Linked DNA regions of Homo sapiens: region 2 is linked to region 1. Evidence: chromatin loops called from intact Hi-C (ENCODE). Cell type or tissue: Caco-2. All regions are shown on one strand. Region 1 holds the start of RNF128 (ring finger protein 128). Region 2 overlaps RNF128 (ring finger protein 128).

What was found. A loop is a pair of places that touch in the nucleus more often than their neighbours do. Peaks named below come from ENCODE experiments on the same cell type or tissue, not always from the same donor. Only the 100,000 strongest peaks of a DNase experiment are listed, where the experiment ranks them.
Region 2: a loop joins it to region 1, with 2.8 times the contacts of the local background. A loop is called at or near these places in 4 of 110 quality-filtered maps.

The regions. Positions count from the first base shown.
Region 1 is chrX:106,722,563-106,730,562 of GRCh38, forward strand. It overlaps RNF128 (ring finger protein 128), which reads left to right and starts at 4,139. Exons shown (of 7, transcript NM_194463.2): 1 at 4,139-4,835. The coding sequence starts at 4,352. RefSeq lists an enhancer at 3,986-4,574. In Caco-2, no CTCF peak of the experiment used is centred here; a DNase peak (open chromatin) is centred at 4,099; H3K4me3 peaks cover 4,483 bases.
Region 2 is chrX:106,778,847-106,786,846 of GRCh38, forward strand. It overlaps RNF128 (ring finger protein 128), which reads left to right. Exons shown (of 7, transcript NM_194463.2): 3 at 6,219-6,290. Among named protein-coding and RNA genes, the nearest start is that of TBC1D8B, 20 kb to the right of the region's middle. In Caco-2, no CTCF peak of the experiment used is centred here; no DNase peak of the experiment used is centred here.

The DNA of each region.
Region 1 (8,000 bases):
GTCTCCATAGAGTGGAAGTACTTTGTTGCAGTCATGATCTACAATCTGGTTCTTAGCTTTGTAAGCCTCGAAATTTGATTGGTAGTATAACCAGAGACTGGGTTTCTGGGGACTGACTCACACTTAACCAAATTCACGAGAGACCAATATATAAGCCAGAATGCCAGTTGATTAATTTATAATGAGAAGTACAACTTCCAAGTGGACCAGATACTAGTGTTTGCTAATCAGTACATTATCTCCCTGTAGGCATATTTACATGAGGAGCTAACTGATAATAAGTAGGGTTGCTCGGTGAGGATGAACTCAGAGCAAGGGGGGTTCATAGGATGATTTTAATGACTCACGTTATCAAGCTATGGTAGTCTGATACCTCCATTCCACAAGTGTCTAGACCTCCAGAATAGTTCTGGAGATATTGGCCTCCTCACTAGTCTCTTTTTCATCAGTCTTGTCCTCATACAATCCATATGATCTCTTTAAGTTCAAATCTGGTCATACCATTCATTCGCTCCATTGACTTCAATATAAATTCACAATTTTAAACTCATTATTACAAAATGTTTAAAATACTGTATAAGAAAAGTAGGAAAAAAAGTACAATGAGCACCCATACACCCACCATCTAGATTTATCACTTGTTGTCATTTTGCCATATTTGCTTTATGTATGTGTATACACATGTGCATGCATATTGAGTCCGTACGCTTTAATATAATTTTCTGGCCTGGCGCGGTGGCTCACGCCTGTAATCCCAGCACTTTGGGAGGCCGAGGTGGGCAGATCATGAGGTCAGGAGTTCGAGACCAGCCTGGCCAACATGGTGAAACCCCGTCTCTACTAAAAATACAAAAATTAGCCGGGCATGGTGGCACGCGCCTGTAATTCCAGCTACTTGGGAGGCTGAGGCAGGAGAATCGCTTAAACCTGGGAGGCAGAGGTTGCAGTGAGCCAAGATCATGCCATTGCACTACAGCCTGGGCAACAAGAGCAAAACTCTGTCTAAAATATATATATATATATGTATGTATGTATAATTTTCTAAACTTTTCATGTTCTGGCACAAGTTATTTGACTAGCTTCACTTCCCTTGGCTCCACCTTTGCAACTTTATATCCCAACCATACCGAACTACTGAATGCTAGTTCCCTGAATGTTCTTTGGAGTTCTCATATAATATACTCTTGCCTGTGCCTGAAAATCCTTACTCTCTTTGCTTGGGTCACTCCATTTGTACTTAAAGACTCAGTCACACTTGTCTTGCCCTAGCGCCTTATACTTTTCTCAGTCATAACATGTATTACACTGTACTGTTATTGATAGTTTATCTCTCTGATTGTCTCACTAGACCATGAGCTCATTGAAGGCAAGGGCTGTTTCTTTTGTCTCTCTACACCCCTGTCTCTCCCATGCTTTGCACTTAGTAGGTGTTCAGTGATCGGAAACTCAACTGCCTATCACACAGTTCTACCTGGTTACATCATAGGCACCTCAAAATCGACATATCTAAAGTGAACTCATCTCTCCTTCTACCCATTCTATACATTTAAAACCCTCCTCCTGTATTCCCTGATTGAATGTCATCTAGTCTTCCAAGTCAAAAACCTCAGAGTAATTTCTAACTCCTCCTTCTCTTTCATCCCCCAAACCAAGTCCTGTTGATTCTACCACCAAAGAACATTCCCATTCTGCCCACTTCTCTTCATGTCCACTACCTGTCTATCCAAGCCATCTTCATCTCTCACCTGTAGCACTGCCAACCATCTTCTGTATGGGCTCCCTGCTGCTATTCTCATTCCCTCCAATCTATTATCCACAGAGAAGGATCTCTAAACTTCAGATCTGATTCTATTACTCCCTGATTAAACCCTGATTATATTACTCCTCGTTTTTGGATAAAGTCTAAACTCCCTAGCTTTACCCAAAGGACTCTCAAGAACTGGCCCCCATGTACCTCTCCAACATGATCTGTTACCACCCTCCCTCTGTTACTTTAGGTTCCAACCATTTTGCATTTACTGGGCCTGTAGTAATTGTAGCTTCCTAACATTTCTTTTTCATATTTCAATGCCTTTCCTTGTGTTGTTTTCTGCCTAGAAAAGTTTACTGTCTCAAACTCAGCCCAGGTCTAACCTCCTCTGGGAAGCTTTTCCTTACTTCTCAGTCTGGGTTAGGTGCTTCTCTGTTATCCACTACTACCCTGTCATATCTCCATCATAGTGCTTACACTATATACATATATCACTCTATACTGCACTTTCCATTTTACTTGTCCTTCTCATCAAAACTAATTTATGAGCTTCTTGATAGGAGAGTTGATGTCTTATTTGATTTTGCACCACAATGCTCAGCCCATGGCTTATGGCAGATGTACAACAAATATTTAAGAAAATAATGAATGGAAAAACATTAATAAATGTCTCTCTGAACTTCATTTTTGTAGCTATAAAATACCTTCTTTCTTCTGAACACATTGTTTCTTCAAAGTACAATATAGTTGGCTGTCATTCAGGTAATATCAATTGAATTTTGAATGCTCTTCACCAGCAAAATCAGACAATTTCTGGAATTGTACCATTTCTCAGAGGTGGTTGGTCCTACCCATTTTTCCCCTAGGTAATTTTTATCTCAGAGATTACCATCAGTATTTGGGGGTACCATGCTATTGGTCTCATATACCCACTTTGACCTCTAAAGTCCTTTTCAATACCTAAGAGTATATGTTTCACAAAATTGCACATTTATTTATGTTCTAGGTGTTGTTTGGTATATGATGTTAATTTTCCTCTAGGTTTCTCTCAAGCCATAAGAGTATCAAGTACAGAATTGGTCCATGCTTAATCTTTGTAAATAACATTGATTAAGTAAATGCTGGGCCAGGGATTGAGGGGAGTAATTGATCAGAAATTTAACAAATGTTGAGCTGCATAAAGTAGACTGTATTTATTTGAACTGAAAAAGTGGCTAAGACTGAACATCTTGAACATCATTTTCTCTGATATTACCTCAAATTAAAACTTTAATATTATTTTAGAATTGTGTCTCTGAACCTGTTTAATAATTTTAACATGTTTTTTATATTGCTAAGCATTGTTCTAAGTGCTTTATTACATGTATTAACTCATTTAATCATCTGAAAACTCTGTGAGGTAGGTGCAATTATTATCCCCCTTTTACAGATGATGAGGAAACTGAGCCACAGGGAAGTTCCCCAAGGTCAAAAGTTATTCATAACTATCAGACAGCAGGTATATTAATTCAGCTTAATTCAAGGCTCATTTGTTAACCATCTAGTAAATATAATAGTTGACAGGGTAGACAAAAATTGAATACTTAAGCAAGGATAAATCGTAATGTAATAATGCCATGAGTGAATCGCCTAGGCGAGTCAGGCTCCTTTCAGTTAGTGGGAAATGGAGAAAGATTATGTAGTTAAGGTCATGAATAGCGCAGGAACATCCGCTAGGGTAAGTCAGGTTTGTGAAAAATGCAGAAGAAAGGCTTGGTTCTGAGGTGTGTGAAAACAGTCATTCTTTTGTGAGGACTAAAATTAGTTTTAGAAGAGGCATCTGATGCGGTACATGAAACCTAGGGTAACGGTGAGGAAATACACATGTATGAGGCTTCTTAGGAGCAGGGAAAGAGAAAGGTGCCATTTGAAGTCAGTAAGAAAGGGTAACAGCGCGCTTTTCCTGCCCTTCCCCCCTCTAGAGAATCAGTAAATAGCCTGATTCTACTCAAATTCCTTCCCTACCCAAATTCCCTTGACTACAACTCAGACCCTTTGGATCTGCGCTTTTTAGAAGTACTGTACTTCACATTCTGGCACCGTAAGCCCGAAATGTCCTTTAGGCAAATGTTAGGAGGGAAAAATGTATTCTTGCAATTCAAAACCGACTCGAATCCTGCCAGAAAGCTTTATGTTTGCGGACTTTATCGTTCCTCGCCTGTCCGTTTTTTATAAAACGACGCGACACACCTAGCCACACAGCCTCAGATCCTATTCTAACATCGATCCATCCTGTTACCCTTTTAAGAGGCGGATCCCGCAGTGTCCTTTCCTCCCTCCCAGCCACCTCTACCCCCAGTCGGCTGGGCGGAGCTTCACGCTAAAGCCCCAGAGCCCGACGCGGCAGCCGCGGTAGCGGAGAAGACTGGAGCTCCGAGGAGCTGCATCTGCGGCAACCTGTGTGCTGACGCTACGTGCCTCCTGGCTCCGACGTAGCTCGCAGCTCCCCAGTCTCACTCCATTCCTTCCCCACCTGGCGCGCACCTGCTCAAGACCAGGGTCCTGCCAAGCGCTAGGAGGGCGCGTGCCAGGGGCGCTAGGGAACTGCGGAGCGCGCGCGCCATGGGGCCGCCGCCTGGGGCCGGGGTCTCCTGCCGCGGTGGCTGCGGCTTTTCCAGATTGCTGGCATGGTGCTTCCTGCTGGCCCTGAGTCCGCAGGCACCCGGTTCCCGGGGGGCTGAAGCAGTGTGGACCGCGTACCTCAACGTGTCCTGGCGGGTTCCGCACACGGGAGTGAACCGTACGGTGTGGGAGCTGAGCGAGGAGGGCGTGTACGGCCAGGACTCGCCGCTGGAGCCTGTGGCTGGGGTCCTGGTACCGCCCGACGGGCCCGGGGCGCTTAACGCCTGTAACCCGCACACGAATTTCACGGTGCCCACGGTTTGGGGAAGCACCGTGCAAGTCTCTTGGTTGGCCCTCATCCAACGCGGCGGGGGCTGCACCTTCGCAGACAAGATCCATCTGGCTTATGAGAGAGGGGCGTCTGGAGCCGTCATCTTTAACTTCCCCGGGACCCGCAATGAGGTCATCCCCATGTCTCACCCGGGTGAGTGCAGCTACTAGATTGCACCCCTCCAGACCTCTGCCATGGCCAGTTTCTCTTATTTTCCTCATTGCCCTCCTCGTCCTATCCCCTTGCTCCGAAGGAAAGTGGGTGCTCTTTCTGTCCCCACGGAGTGGGGCAGGGTCCTCCCCGAGATTCACCAGGCCTGGGTGTTGGGCAAAAAAAAATCCTTCATTTGCCTCTCTGGTGGAAAAGGGTAAAACAAACCGGGTGCAGAGGCTGGCAAATCAAGGACTGTTTGAGCTCTTTGCGTTCCCTTTTCCTGGTTTTTCACAAGGGTGTCTAGCCTTGGATTAAGTGGTGGTGGGCATCGGGTCTTAAATGACCGAGGAGATCACCTGGAAATCTCTTCCTCACTCTGCTTTTTAACAACCTCAGACTGGCAGCAGATTTTCCCCTCCTCTCCCTGTTTTTCTCTCCATGTTTCCTGGGTATCAAATACTAGATTGTGCTACTGTGCCCTGTTAACCTCATTGCAATTTTGGTGGAAACTTTGCTTAGTTCTTGGGTTCTTCTCTGCCCAGTGGTCTCAAGTCCCAAGTGACTTGGTATCAGTGCTTTTGTTTGCTTCTGAAAAATCTGATTTAGGTTATTGAGTTGCAAAACAGGTGACTAACGTTCTTGAAAAAGAAGAGGTTTCTGCATGAGGATAGCAAAGGCCTAGACTTTGGAAAAAAAAATAGTCCAGGTAGTTCTTAAATTCTTGGAGATGGTATGAGGTTACTATTTTTCCCCGTCGGTTATCCTTCCACAAACTTCCCTATTTGTGATTAGGTATCCATACCTTATGTATATAGTTATCCTAGACCCTAAAGGACAAAGGGGAAAAAAATGGAGAAAAAGAAAGAGACACGTGTAATAGCAGTGTATCATAGTTTTTAAGAGCTGGGCCTCAAGTCAGAGCTTGGTTTAAATTCCTACTCTGTTGCTTACTAGTCCTGTGACCTTGGGCAACTTATTTCAAGTCTTAGAGTCTGGGTTCTCTCATCAGTCAAATGAGAATGAATAATAAGAAAACTTATCCACAAGTTTGCCTTCAGGATAAAATGAAATAATGCCTTAAAGAGTTTAGTGCAGTAAAGCACATCATCCACTCTCAGTAAGGGTTAGCTGATAGGATTAGCCTTCTGGGAGTCACTGGAAGGAAGAAGCTGCTTATTTGACTACTGGAGGTTTTCTGTTTTTCTTAAAACCTTATGACTGAACCTGCCTAGAGAGCACTTGTATTGAGTGGCTGGATGGCGTAATGGAAAGAACACTGAATTGGAACTCAGGAGATTTGAGTTCTTTTAGCCCCTTCTTTGCCTCTACCGACTTTGTAACCTTGTACAAGTTACTCACATGTCAAATGATTGTATAGGCAGTGGAGGCCAAGTTAGAAGCGTGTACTGAAACAAAACAAAAGTAGATGAACTCTAAGATCCCTTTCAGATCTAAAATGCTATGATTTTTAGTTTTTATATTGATTAAAGGAGAAACTGTATCTCTCTTGGCCGATAATTCATTGATTAGAATGAATCAGTAGCTTTTAGAAGTTACTGAAAATCAAGAATAAAGACCTAATAAAGTTTATAGTCTTTATATTTCAGTTGACTGTCTAATAGCAAGGGTTTGACTTTGTCTTCTAATGAGATTCATTTGCATGAATGATTTGTAATTGAAGAGTATTTAATTACAGAGTCCTACTTAGACCATTTTCCTTTTACTTCTGTTAAGGGTATTTATCTGATAGTTTTAGGAGACAATAAAATTAACTTTTGCTTGGCTCCCACTATATGCCAGGCACTCTACATACATATTACTTATACTTTATTGAGAGGCAATATGGTGTACTAAGAAAAACACAGGCATTTTAGTCAAGATTGGGAATAAAATTCTGGATTTACCACACAATAGCTTTGTGTCCTTGGTAGGATTATTTAACTTTACTGAGCCTTGGATACCCCATCTGTAAGATGGAGATAATATTTATGTTGCTGTGATTATTAAGGATTATATATATATATACTACCCAGCTGATAATAGTCACTGAATGTTATAATAGGTTAATGCTAACAGGATGCAAAAAAATAATGTACAAATGTATGATTGTGCAACTGTCGATTTGAAGACATGAATACACTGAGAATCTAACTATGGGTGTTGTGTTTCAGGATACCATATAGGAATAAAGCCCTAAATATTGATCACTAAATTACACTACATTCAGAAAAGCATTTTGATACTTTAAAAACAATATTATCTGAGATAAAGGCTATACCAAAGTTTGCCATCAAGCTAACTAGATAAAACCAGCAAATTACTTGAGGTAAGGAATCACATTTCTCCTTGAACTCCTGGAAAAACTATTTTTCAATATAGGGGGAAAATCACTGCATATTATCCACATGTGTTATTGAATATTTGTTTGCAAAGTGTTATATTGTTTGCTTTACTCATTCCTCAGAGTAAGCCTAGGGTTTCCTTTTAACCTCTGGTCAAAAACTTATCTTGGATCATAGTGGCAGAGAGATAGGACTGAGATTTAAGTATGGATTAGTTCATTATATATTGCTGTGAATTACGAAGGGGCCACCAAATGTGGAAAAGCCTTCTGTATCTTCTTTGTTTACAAAATCTCTCTTCACTCACTCTCATAGGGGCCTGCACTTGAATTGTTTGCCCTTGGTTAGAGTTTGTGCTGAGTGTCTATATTCCCACCTAACTAATTTAGAACAGTTGCTTTAAAATTTTTGTTTAGGAGAAAGAAACTCCACTATATAAGAGCAATCAATTAGGAAAATGAGACTTTTATGTATACCAAAATTTTTCAAAAGTTAATTGTAGCCTAACATCAACTCATGCAGTTTATTTCTGTATTTTGTTTGCAGAGTATTCAGAAAATTCTGATTCACACAGATAAATAATTGCAAATGACAGATGCTTATTGGCAGTTTGGCTTGCAATCTCTGGATATATTTCAATCAAATCAGTGCAGAAACCTGAAAGGAAATTAGGAGAAAATTTTTATTCCAAAGTGTAATTACTATTCAAATTTCTTATCTTAAAAATGAAAGTCAGATAAGTGGCCAAATCTTAAAGTAAGCATTAAAACCATCTAAAATGTAAGATTGTCACGAGACACGTTAAGCATGTTCTCACTATTGC
Region 2 (8,000 bases), 56 kb after region 1:
AAAATTATCTAAACTATTTCTGGTTACATTAAGTTTTTTTCTACTCCACTAGTACACGAAATTATCTGGAAGATTCATTAAGTACCTGCACACTGTACCACTATTAACATATATACATTTGCAGTTGGTGTGTTCACATGTATGTATCTATTTCTGCCTACATTTGAGAGTAGTTCAGGGTCTTTTACAGAAACCATGAGAATTTTGACTCTTGTATAAGAAGAACAGATTAAATCCTTGTCTAAGTAAGACTTAGTTTTACAATATTTCTTCTGACTTTCTCACTGAACAAAAGAAAGCTCTTATAATGGGTCTCAGGATTTTTATATATTCACTTACTCTAATTTTAAATTTATACCACTAATTCTTTTTCCAGCTTTATTGAAGTATGATTGACAAATAAAATTTGTATATATTCAAGGTGTACAACATTATGATTTGATATACATATAAATTGTAAAATGATTGACATAAATTAATACATCTATCCCTACACAGTTACGTGTGTGTGTGTGTGTGTGTGTGTGTGTGTGTGTGTGTGTGTTGAGGATACTTAAGATCTACTTTCTTAGCAAATTTCAAGTAAACCATGCTGTAAATAAGATCCTCAGGATTTATTCATCTAAAAAATTTGAACTCATAGATGCAGAGAACAGAGAAGTGGTTGCCAGGGGGATTGGGGAAATGGGGAGATGTTAGTCAAACGATACAAACTTGCAGTTATACCACAAATTCTAAAGGGTGTTAATCACATTTCTTTGAAAAAAATGCTGTAATCTGAGCTATAACCTATCTACTGAGTCAAATTCACCCTTTCTTCACTGTTCTTCCTTATAGTGTATTTCCTTACACTGCTCACAGTTATGTTCTTCATGAGAGTGGTCTGCACTCTTGTTTATCCCCTCATCTGTAGTTCCATAGATTTATAGGAAGCTGTTTTATAGCCTGCACCTCCTCTTACCTGTAGGAATATTTTCACTCAAATATTGTGGATAGGTTTTTATTGAATAAAATGGATTTCTTTCAGTTCTCAGATACCTAAACAGCTACATGGCTCAGACTTTTATTTTGTCCTAGGAATATATCTGAGGAAAAGAATCCTCTTACTATAATTCTTGATTTTAAATATCTTGTGTTAAAACTCTTAGCCAAATTTTTAGGAAAATGTTTATTTTTAAAATATGGTGACTTAAGTACAGAAAAATCTAGTTTGCTTATATCTCTCTCCTTTCTTGCTTTTTGCACACCCTGTCCTCCATCAAGTAATTAGGTTTGACTACATACTTAATACTATTCATGTGGGTTTCAGTTAAGCTAAAAGCTGAACGCCCTGGGACCAAAAATCAGGCTGAAAAATCACCAGACTGAAACATATACTTTACCTAATTGGATATAAAGACACCAGTGAACTAGGTAGAATATCTTTGCTTTCACCATAATTTCAAAATTGAACATTGTAATAAAGAATGATCATTGGTTTGACATTTTATCATCAACCCCAATATATTCCCATTCAGAATCAAGAAAAAAAACCATGTAGTGGAGATTCTTCACTAACTAGAGCGAATGCAGCTTTTGATTAGTCAGAATAGTCACATTAAGCTTCTGTTAAGAAAATTGGCCAACAACCAGCTTCTTTGAATCAGTCTTCAGTTCTACTGCCAAATATTCTTAGACCAGGTATCTCTTAGGATTAGAGAGGAGGAGGGGAAAGGCAAAAGGCGTTTGACATCATATACTTGCTTTTTAAAATTCCCCAAATCACAGTAAATAGCCAGTTTGGGAAGAATTTTAAGATTGGATAATTGCTGGCTTTAAAGGGGTTTTTAAATTTCCTTCGTTTGTCTTCTTCACAAGAAATGTGAAGCCTCTTAAAGGCTTCTTTGCCATTACACAATGGAGGCAGTGTACAATAGTGGAGAGATCATGGGCTTTAAAGCCAGATAGAACCTGGGCTTGAATTGAATCACAGCTCTGAAGCTTACCAGCTGTCTGGACTTTAGTCAAGCTTCTGAACCTTACTTTTCTTGTCTATAAAACTTGGATATTAAAATAGCTATTTCACAATGTTGTTAATGATTAAACAAGATGACACATGTAAAAAGCTTACAACCTGACACATGGTAAAGGTTCAATTAATTTGTAAACCTTTCTTTCCCCAAACTTAATGGAGTAGAGACTTTTAATAATTGAAATGAGAAGTGTCTTGCATGAGAAAATCAAGAAAGTCTGTTTATATTTTCTAAATTCAGAAAATAATTTTTGAGCAAACTCTAGCCACTGGGGAATTTTTTTCTAAGTGACTAAGGCCCAGTCCTCCAGCTACTCAAGAGAGAAAGGCACATTAATAATACAATTACTGAACAAGATAAGAGGTGGAAATAATGTGTTACTGGAATTTATAGACTAAGGAAATTCTGATCTGGTAGCAAGGCATTGGAAAAGTATCTCATGTAATTTGTATAATGTAGATATGTTCTTGAAATTCTGTTTTTTAAGGAGTAAGGTACAAATTACAGTTCACATGGGGCATATTGTCTTTAAATGTTGAGGTATATTTGGGCACTGTAAAGTTGACATAATGTTGTTCAAACACGTGTTGAATATAATCTACTGGGCCCTAATGGTGTTCTCATATTTCAGTTTTTTTAAGAGGGAGGCTTGCATCTTGGAACTCTTGCTATCAGTGTCACAGTGAAATATCTTGAGTACTATCTTGAATATCGTGAGGCAGTTTTTTTGTGAGTGACTTTCCTTTAAGCTCTAAAAATAGTTTGTGCTTTTTATTAAATCACTTGTCTTGCATCCATATTTAAAGAAAATAGCTTTTCTTTATATCAGCCCAGTAGGAGCTATTGAAAATACTCAAATTTTCTTTTAAACACATTTTTATTCTAAGGCTGCTTTGTTAAACATTAGTTTATGCTATGCTGCAAATCTTTTAGAGATCCTTTATAATCAAATCTCTTGTCTAGTGTCTTCTGGCATTTTGGATTTGGCCCTGTTTTTTTATTTTTTGTATTCTCCCCCACCATCATTTTCTAGCATCGCCCTTAATGCAAGTTCTACTGTTCTCCTGGGCATAGACTCAGACATTACATACAAAGTTTCCCTTTGATCCCACACTTCAAATTAATTTGCATTATAGTCTTGGCTATAATTAAGAAAGTTATATATTTGGCATTAATGCCTAATAAATTGATAAGCACTATCACTGGAGATTCAGACATTTATATTGTATTGAATCAAATATTTTGCAATGAGAAATCAGACTGTATAGACTGAATCAAGTAAATACCCTAGAGAGGTATCAATTCCTTATGAGAGCTTTCCCCAACTGTGTGATACAGCTTGTTGCCTAAACCTAAATTAGAATTGCTTTAAGCACAAAGAGCAAAACGATTGTGAAAGACATCATCAACTACATTACATTTTTTCCCCTTTCTTCTTGCTGGCTCTATTTTTTTATCATTTGCATTTTTCTCATCTCGATGTCCAACTGACTCATGATCTATGTGGAAAGAAAGTAGTGAAGTGTAGGTGTGTGGGCCAGGGCCAGGACCCTGTAGGCATACAGGTGGAAGGATTGCCACAGTTTGACAGACCCTAGAATCCAGGAGCTAGAAAAACATCAAAAGACAGATGAGTTATGGATGGTTGTATTGTAATGGACTCTTGGAATATGAAGAGCAGAGTTCCAGTACCAGCTTTATTATTTAGATGCTGCATTCCCTTTTGAATAAGTTATTTTACTTTTTCAACCCTCCACTTGAGCATCTCTAAAATGAGGATATTACCTTCTTCTGGGGGTTGTTGTGAGGATTAAATGAGGTAATGGATATAAAAAATATATTTTAAACTGTATAACAACTGTATATTGTAAGGAAATGGTAGGAGTAGCTTCCTACTCCATGCTACAGTCAAAACAGATAGCTACTTTGATATAACTCTGGACTTCAGTGGGGCTGACACTAGCTCTGATATTTCAAGCAAGACATTCTTCCTCTTTGAGCATCAGTTTTCTTCTCTGTCTGATTAGATGTCGGGCTCGGTAATCTAAAGATCCTAGGTGTACCTTTGTTCACTGTCACTCTATTATTATCTTACAAGTAACAAAATAGAAGGGAAGATATTTGTGCTGAAATTAAGTCCCATCATAGAATTTTTTTAGTTCACAATTATGTCCCAAAATGGGAGTGAAAGTGCCTTGATTATCACCTCTTTTCCTTTTTAGGGTCTAGGCCTTCCTATTCACTGTTTCTGTTAGACTTATTTGCTGGTCAGGTAATAATCTGAGAGGTTTCTGCTTTTCCTGTGACAGCAAAGAAATACTTTGGCTAATATTCTCCTTGGCATTAAGCTAAATATCTTCCACAAAATGATATCTTATATAGGAGACAGGTTTGGGCATCAATGAGATTCCTCACCTACTGATACTTATAGATTCTTACCTTCCAAAATATATTTGCTACAAATATTTGTAGCATTTGTAGCAAATATATATTGGCAAGTACCTGTTATGCTTATTGATGAATGGTAGTTTACATTTTGTGTAATAAACATTTTATTGAGTATCTGCTATATGCCAGACATTATACTAAATACTTACATTATCTCTAATTTTCATGTAACATAAATGTCAGCTGGGGACGGGGGTACATATAGGAGGGAAGCTGCTTACATTCTCCCAAAGGTCTGGGGGCCTACTTTTTGCCGAATTTCTAAGTTTGTTCATTTTACAGTTCAAAATAGAAAGATCACTTATCTTGCCATGCTGCACATGCTACCATTATATTCCACACATGTATTAGTCGGGTTTGTGTTGCTGTAAAGGAATACCTGAGGCTGGGTAATTCATAAAGAAAAGAGGTTGATTTACCTCATGGTTCTGCAGGCTATACAAGAAGCTTGGCGCCAACCTCCGCTTCTGGTGAAAGCTTCAGGAATCTACCTATCATGGCAGAAAGGAAAGGGGAAGCACGCGTGTCACAGGGAGAGAGAGGGAGCAGGCGCCAGGCTCTTTTAAACAACCAGCGGGAACTGAGAACTCACTCATTACCATAAGGATGGCACTAAGCCCTTCATGAGGGATCCTCCTCCATGACCCAAATACCTCCCACCACGCCCCACCTCCAACATTGGGGGTCACACTTCAATGAGATTTGGAGGGGACAAATATTCACCATTTCAACACAGCATCTACCAAGTGTCATACTTAGCCTCTACTTCAATTCATATGTATATTATATTCACTACTTCAATTCATATGTATATTATATTCACTTGAGGCATTCCTGTCTGTAGTAGACCTTAGTGAAGGGGAATGAAGTATTTGCAGCATCACCAGTAACTTCAAATTGACAAATATCTTAACAAATATCACCTGGGATTTTTTCCTCTGGCTAGTTCACCATACATAGAGGGACAATGTGTTATTGAACTGTATAGACTCTCTTTATAGTCTTTCCCTCACCTGGTAGATTCTTCCCACACCCCAACTTCACTTCTGACTCAATTATGCATAATGTTTTAGTTTTTATTCCATAAATGAGCCTGTGGCTTGCTTTTGCATATCCAGACACATCTAGATATATGCTCAGTGAAACAATAAAAGGCGACCACTCTCAGAATCAATCTTCTTCATTAAGCAATCGTGGTTATAAGCACCAATATTTTTCTTAATACCAAACAGTGTAAAGGTTGGTACTACCCTCATTTTATAGATAAGTAAACAAGCTCAAAGAATTAAATGACTCGTGCAGGGTTATTCATTGAGTAAGTGATAAAGTCAGATTTTGAACCATTGGAATCCAAATCCTATGCACTTTCCACCAAACAAGACACGATTCAAAAAGGAAATTGGAAAAAAAATGCATATTAATGTCCTCTGAGCTTGCAAATAGGAAGATTGCTTTGAAAATTCATAGTATTTGAATCCATTAGGGGTGGGGGAAATGTATTTTTACCATTATGGTCCCAACAGTATTGTTTAAGAAAGTAGGGAAACATAAGTTAAGTAAAAAGTCTCAGTAACTTGGAAAATCCTGCCTTATATCAGGTAAATGGGACATTTATTATGGCTAATTAAGTTTTATCTTTTAAAATTGATTTGTACATTGACTTTTACCTGATAAATATTTATTGATCCTCTCTATCTTTTTCATCATACTTCTTTTAAAAAATAGTTTTTCTAATACCTGCTGTTTTTTTTTTTACAGAGGCAATTAAAGGCAGATGCTAAAAAAGCTATTGGAAGGCTTCAACTACGCACACTGAAACAAGGAGACAAGGTACATTCATGACTTTTAAATGCTATTTATTTTAAAGCAGTGCTACCAAGCCATTGTTCAGGCTAAATGTTCTTCCTAAGTATGCTTTTATTGGCATTTATGAACCTTATTGACTTTATATGCATTTGATTCTAGAGGTTGGCTGAATAATGGCCTCCCAAAGATATCTAAGATAACTATTCCCTTGAACCTGTGCATATTACCTTATATGGCAAAAAGGACTTTGCAGATATGATTAAGTTAAGGGTCATGAGATGGGGAGATTATCCTGGATTATCCAGATAGATTCAAAATATAATTGCAGTGTCCTTATAAGAGGGAGAGAGAGGGAGATTTGACCACAGTACAGTAAGGGATGTGACAAGGGAAGCAAGAGGGTGGGGTGATACAAGAAAGAGGCAAGGAGCTAAGGGATGCAGACAGCCTCTAGAAGCTGGGAAAGATAAGGAGAGGGATTCTCCCCTGGTGCCTCCAGAAGGAGTGCAGTATTGCCAATGCCTTGGTTATAGACTTCGGATTTCCAGAACAGTAAGAGAATAAACTTGTGTTGTTTTAAGCCACTGAATTATGATAATTTGTTACAGCAGCTACAGGAAACTAATACAATGCTTTAGTGTTACTTTGGTTGAATACGCATTTTCAGATTTAGGACAGTTGAAAACTACCATTCATGGGTAAAACATGTATTTCAAAAAATAGCTATAGAACTTATGGAAATAATACACCATTTTAAATCTTACCAAAGTCATGAAACTGTAAAACACTAATGAAAGAGATAAATCAAAGAAGATCTAAATAAATGGAAACATATACCATGTTCATGGGTCAGAAGACTTGCTGTTGTTAAGATGTCGGTTCCCCACCAAACTAATTTATGGATTTGATGCAGTTTCAATAAAAATCCTAGTGTAAATCTTTTATAGAAATTGACAGGCTGATTCTAAGCTTAGATGAAAATGCAAAAGAACTAGAATGAACAAAACAATTTTGATAAAGAACAACTTTGGATGATTCATGCTACCTGATTTCAAGAATTATTTTAAAGTCACAGCAGTCAAGATAGTGTCGTATTGGAAAAAGGATAGATTTATAGATCAAAGAAACAGAAGAGAGAGTACAGAAATAAACCCATATATATATGGTCAGTTGATTTTCCATAAAAGTGCAAAAGCAATTCAATGAAGAAAGGATAGCCTTTTCAGGAGGATAGCCCTTTGTTGGCTATCCATATGCAGTGATTGGATATCCTTAAGCAAAAAACAAGCAAACAGACAAAAAAGAACTTAAATCCATTCTTCATACCCTATGTAAACATTATTTCAATAGATCATAGACCTTAACATAAAACCTAGAACTATGAAATTTTTAGAACAAAACGTTAAAGAAAAATATTTTCATGACTTGGGTGACAAATATTTCTTAGATATAACTCCAAAAACAAGTCCAAAAAAGAAAAAAGTTGATACATTTGGCCTTGTCAAAATTAAGAATTTCTGTTCTTTGAAAGGCACTGTTAAAAGAAGGAAAAGATAAGGTACAGACTGGGAGAAAATATTTGCAAATCATATGTCTGTTAAAGGGCTGTACCCAGAATATAAAGAACTCTTAAAACTTAACAGTAAGAATACAAACAACCTAATAGAAAACTGGCAAGCAAAACAGACAATTCACCAAAAAAATATATATATGAATGGCAAATAAACACATAAA